2 separate regions of the Homo sapiens genome follow, and region 1 is linked to region 2. A link is an interaction called in ENCODE POLR2A ChIA-PET data of the cell type or tissue named here. Cell type or tissue: OCI-LY7. All regions are shown on one strand. Each heading gives the region's core, and the rest is flanking DNA. Links, peaks and the distances in the headings are about the cores only. Region 1 overlaps UBE2A (ubiquitin conjugating enzyme E2 A). Region 2 has its middle 27 kb from the start of SLC25A5-AS1.

Evidence for each region. Peaks named below come from ENCODE experiments on the same cell type or tissue, not always from the same donor. Only the 100,000 strongest peaks of a DNase experiment are listed, where the experiment ranks them.
Region 1: POLR2A ChIA-PET joins it to region 2 with 5 read pairs; 7 of 35 experiments call an interaction of 5 or more read pairs at or near these places.

What each region holds. Positions count from the first base shown.
Region 1 is chrX:119,581,658-119,584,573 of GRCh38, forward strand. It overlaps UBE2A (ubiquitin conjugating enzyme E2 A), which reads left to right. Exons shown (of 6, transcript NM_003336.4): 5 at 931-1,019; 6 at 1,470-2,766. The coding sequence ends at 1,598. Among named protein-coding and RNA genes, the nearest start is that of UBE2A, 8.6 kb to the left of the region's middle. In OCI-LY7, for the core only: no CTCF peak of the experiment used is centred there; no DNase peak of the experiment used is centred there.
Region 2 is chrX:119,494,825-119,497,740 of GRCh38, forward strand. No RefSeq gene overlaps it. Among named protein-coding and RNA genes, the nearest start is that of SLC25A5-AS1, 27 kb to the left of the region's middle. In OCI-LY7, for the core only: no CTCF peak of the experiment used is centred there; a DNase peak (open chromatin) is centred at 1,587.

The DNA.
Region 1 (2,916 bases), core at 118-2,617, 87 kb after region 2:
CATTTCCTGTGTATTTTGTGGTGCCTGAGTATTTGTTTAGGCAGCTTGCTGCTTCTTGAAAGCTGAACTTGTTCTTGGTTGTCTGTGGCTGTCTTGTCCTAGAACTGAAGCAGTGGAGGTATTTTCCCTTTGCTTGGAGTCTGGGAGCCTCCTGATTTTGATGACCTTTGTCATTTACTTATTAAACAAAATGAAGGATGCTCTTGAGGTTTCCTTTTAATGCTAGGCCAGATTGGGATAGTCTTGTGTTGTAATTATTTTCACTAGCGTTTAGAAAAGTAGTTTTCATTGGACGCATATCAGAATTACTGTGGAACATTTTAAAAACACAGATGCCTTCGCCCCACTCCAAACCTAATGAATAGGATTCTGTTGTTGAAGGCCAGGCATACGGTATTGTCAGAAAAGCACCACAGGTGATTCTAACTTAACCACTTTGCACTTTTTAAAATAGTAGTAAGCCTAGAACAGCTTGCCTTTTATTTAGGTTAATGAAGTATTTTTCAGGGTATCAGATATGTTTATCTTTATGCCAAAATGAAATCTTGTGAACTCTGAGTGATCTTTTGTTATTTCAGATAGGGGATACAGCCTACAAATTTGGTGGAATGAATTTCCCACATGTCTGTGGATAGCTAGGGACCCTGTTCAAAAATGTTTCTGATTTCCTGGATAATAGGGCAGCCTTTTCCAAAGGATGAACACTAAATATCTTCCAGTTTTATACTGATCACATCTGACATTCTCTGATCATCCTGATTATTTCACTAGTGGTGGTTATGACTTATCTTTTTAGGCAGTTAACTGGGAAGCAACATAGGAATCTTTAAACTTCAAAAGCAAAGTATTCTTGACTATTTTTGTTTTGTCTATAATGTTAAAACCTTAGTGGTCTTGTTACGTTTAATGTACCTACTTCTTTGTTCTTAGTCTATGCAGATGGTAGTATATGTCTGGACATACTTCAGAACCGTTGGAGTCCAACCTATGATGTGTCTTCCATTCTAACATCCATACAGGTGAATTTTTCCTTAATGTGACGAACTATAACTTTTAATATGTTTATATTAGCAATTGAATTGTTTTTGAAAGTCATAATGTAATAGATCTTTTTATTTTTGGTCAAAGCTTGTTTGTTTTATAGATGAAAAGTAGACCATTAAGACCCAAGTCAGCTGGGTACAGTCGCTCACACCTGTAACCTCAGCACTTTGGCAGGCCAAGGTGGGAGGATTGCTTGAGTTCAGGAGTTTGAGACCAGCCTGGGCAACATAGTGAGACTCTTCTCCCTTAAAAAAAAAAAAAGCCGCATATATTTTCCTAGCTACTAGCAGATTCACATAACTCTGGGTTTGTATGCTAAAGACAAGAAATGTAGCTGTACTTAGGACAATTCAATTGAGTGTCACTACCTTATAAAATAGTTGTTTTGCATTAAGGAACTGACATTTTAAAAATTGTCTCTTTAGTCTCTGTTGGATGAACCCAATCCCAATAGTCCAGCAAACAGCCAGGCTGCTCAGCTGTACCAGGAGAACAAACGGGAATATGAAAAGCGTGTTTCTGCAATAGTAGAACAAAGCTGGCGTGATTGTTGACCCCGGGTACAGTTTAAAGAAGCTGGCCATAAGAAAAATATATATTGATGTGTTTGTCACCTCCCTACTCCTGTCATTACATTTACTTTATTAAAAGCAAAATAACTGTTGTGCTGTTTCCATCTTCCTTGCCAAGTTTTCCTACCCCTTCTACCCTCTCCTTAAACATCAGAAAACACCCTCTATGAAATCAAATGTACTGTACCTGGGTTACTTGCAAAAATTACTAATGCTTCAGTTTTTCTGTTGTATTTCATTTCCAGTTTTCAGGCAGTTATTTTTATTATTGTACTTTAAGCTTTTAAGATGAATTGTTATACAAGAGGTGCTTATGCTTAGCTTGATGACCAGGATGTTATTTTTAACAAAATGATTGCTGAAGTGTTTCATCCTGGCTGGTCCTTCACTTGTGTTGGATTTAGAAGTGAATGTGTTTGGAATATGGCCTACAGAGAATAGAAACAAATCCATGTAAACAATTTTGAAGGAGGCATGGGAGCTAAAAATCCTGTGATACTAAGATCTCAGTCATATGAATTACAACGTAGTATTTACTGGCAAGAAGGAGAAAGTTGAAGGACTCAGCTAAAGGAGTACAGCAATTGTAGTAACTGACACATCCTCTCTTTGCAAGCTGCTGACTGGGCACACTCATGCCAAGTTTCAGAATTATTGGTCTTCTGGGTTTTTGCTTTTTAAAAGAGGTGTGGGAGCAGAGGAATGGAAACAATCGTGAGTTTTTGAGCTAGGGAAAGTTGGAGCTCCTTTAATCTTTTTAAAGGATCAGTGCTGCCCTAAGTGAATAAACTCAATTGTCCATCTTTATTTTAGAGTTTTAATGAATTCAAGGAAGGGAGCATAGCATATCTGTGGCAAACTATTTTCCACTCAAATCCTGAGTTATTGCTGCATGCTTTAATTTCTTCCCTTTCAGCATCTGAGAACCTTAAAGCCAATGTCTGCGATCTTTTTTTGGATATTTATACTTTTAGATATATAGTACCTTTAAGTAGCAGTATGGGACAAGGCTTGTAAATGTTTTGTCTAATGTTCTATTGTCACCTTTTATGCATTTATCACTTCCAAATCTAACTTTGCACAAGTAACCCATGTAAAAAAAAATGTACATTTTTCAAAAGTTGTAAATAAAAATAACCTTAAAATTTCATAGTCAAGGTATCTTTTTTTTTTTTTTTTTAGCTCAGTATAAACTTTTTGTATTGGTTTCTTATTGGGATCTCATATGTACTCATTTCCCCCCTCAAACATTAAGGTAAAAGCAAAAATACTCATTCTGGGAGGGGAAAAGACAAGACAG
Region 2 (2,916 bases), core at 326-2,825:
TAACTGAGGAAGTTATGATAGTGAAAGAAAACAGACCTAACCGATTCCATCTTGCTTCTAACCTTTAAGCTGTCCTTGTTCATTCCTGGGCATAGGCCGAACTCTCCATTGCAATTCCCCTGTCTTGATAAATCGTCTCTATCTAGGCAGTGAGCAAGGTGAACCCACTGGGTGGTTACAACTTTGGACAAGTTATTTAACCTCTGTCTGCTTCCATTTCTTCCACCGTAAAATGGGGATAACTGTACCTACTTTAAAAGACTTGTTATGAGGATTCAGTGAGTTAACAGATTGCAATGCATTTAGAACGGTGCCTGGGCATGTGGTAAGTGCAATATACATGCTATTTATTTATTTATTGTTTTTATTTTATTTTATTTTTGAGACGGAGTCTCACTCTGTGGCCCAGGGTGGAGTGCAATGGCGCGATCTCGGCTCACTGCAACCTCTACCTCCTGGGTTCAAGCAATTCTCCTGCCTCACCCCCCAAGTAGCTGGGACTACAGGTGCCCACCACCATGCCCAGCTAATTTTTGCATTTTTAGTAGGCACAGGGTTTCACCATGTTGGCCAAGCTGACCTCAAACTCCTGACCTCAGGTGATCTACCTGTCTTGGCCCCCTAAATTGCTGGGATTACAGGCGTGAGCCACTGCACCCCGCCTATACATGCTTTTTAAACAAAAAGAAAAACGTCCATGTCAGTGGTTCCCGTGTTCGATGCATGTCCCTCTATTCCCTGGCTGTAAGTTTCAAGGTTTTCACTTACCGATCTTGGGCCCTTTGGTGCATTTTTTTTCCTATTGGGAAAAAGCTAAATGTTGTGTTGTATGGTGCATTTCTTACACAGAAAGGAAAAACTAAAAAATAGCCTGTATCTAGGCTAAAATTCCTGTATAGAGGCAAGATTGTGTCATCTAAAGTTCTTACTACATTGACTTTTTCCTGATGCTGTTCTTGGGGCCCCCACTCTGCCTCTAGAGGGCTGGTAAGAGTCCACAGGAGAGCTTCCCAAGCCAGTGCCTTTTAGGAAGAGTTGCTGTGGCTACTGAGCTGATCAAAGGTCTCAGCCTCCACAAAGAAGCATGTGCTGCTGTGGCAATGGGCCTGAGGGTACGGGGGCCCCAGGGTTGCAGGGCAAGACAACAATCCGGAATCCAGCTGTTGTCTCGGCCATCATCTGAGGTCATCCTGCCAGATTGGCAGGCTGTGCCCTAGACCACAGAGGTAGCCCCTGCTCTTCAAAGGGCTGGATTGTCAGCCCAGCCCCTCCTAGGCCTTCTCTTCAGGCTTCTTCTTTCTACATTATCCCAACACAAACAGCTTGACTTCCAAGTGACATTGCACCAGAAAGACTTCCAAAGTCAGCTCACCTATCCTAGGGATCTAGCCCGGCCAGGGGCTCCTATGAGGGATTCCATAGGAGGAGTCAGAGACTGTCATCTAGGAAGGCTTCAGAGCTTCAGGATAGGTCCTGGGCAACCCTTGATCGCCCTCAGAGACTCACTCAGGTTTTGGCGTCCCTCGGTTACAGAAACCCTCATGACCCTAATCACATTGCAACTGCATTTCCTTCCTGTGCCTCGGGCTCAGTCAGGGTTGGGCCCAGGTGTGCCAGAACAGCAGGCGTTCAAAAAGCACATCGCTTGCTTCTCAGATCTTGCTCACAAACAGTTTTGTGCAGTTCTATGGAAAGGAAAAAAAAAAAGTGTACCCTTAACAACCAATATACACATACAGACTCATTCAGTGAACATTTGTTGAGTGTCTGTTATGAACAAGGTCCTGTACCAAGTACCAAGGGGAGGGGAAGAGGATGCAAAGTTGACTTAAGCATAGTCCTTTCCCTTAAGGACTTTGTCCTCTGCCAGAGAAGCCAGTCACACATATATAAATGGAATTAGTTTATTAGTTTAATAAAGTGGAATTAAAACAAGCTGTAACATAAGACCAAACTATTTATTGACTTGACATTTGCTGAACAGATATTGTGGGCCAGGCACTGTACTAGGAGCAAGGGATACACAGCAGAGAAGAAGAGAGAAAAAATCCTACCCTTATGGAGCTTATATCCCAGTGAAGGAGGCAGAGAAGTAAGAATTACAATATAGTGTGACAAGAGTGTTAAGAGGGGTCAGCAGACTGAGATTTGGGAGCAAAGAAGGAAGAATGTTTAACTAACTGACATTTGGGGAATCTGGAAACACTTCCGAGAGAAAGCTCCATCTCGGCCGGGCGCGGTGGCTCACACCTGTAATCCCAGCACTTTGGGAAGCCGAAGTGGGCAGATCACTTGAGGCCAGGAGTTCGAGACCAGCCTGGGCAACATGGCAAAACCCTGTCTCTACTAAAAATACAGAAATTAGCTGGGTGTGGTGGCACACACCTGTAATCCCAGCTACTCGGGGAGCTGAGGCAGGAGAATTCCTTGAACCCAGGAAGCAGAGGTGGCAGTGAGTCAAGATCTCACTACTGCACTCCAGCCTGGTTGACAGAGCAAGATTGTGTCTCAAGAAAAAAAGGAAGTGCCATCTCAACCACAGCTGCCATGTGGCATGGCTACAGTGTGAATGTTGTGCATTACCAATTGTAACAGCCCAGGCTGAAGGATAAATAGGAGTTAGCCAATAGTACTTAGCAGGTGTGGAGAACCAAAAGTGGTTCAAAATGGCTAGAGTGCAAGGGCCATCTGGCAAATGTGGATGGAGGGAGCATGAGAGTTGGAAACACATCATTTTGCAAATATCATTATAAAGATTGGATGGGCCAGATGTGGTGGCTCACGCCTGTAATCCCAACCCTTTAGGAAGCTTAGGTGGGAGGATCACTTGAGGCCAGGGGTTCAAGACCAGCCTGGGCAACACAGCGAGACCCTGTCTCTACAAAAAATTAAGAAGATAAGCTGGGCACGGTGGTG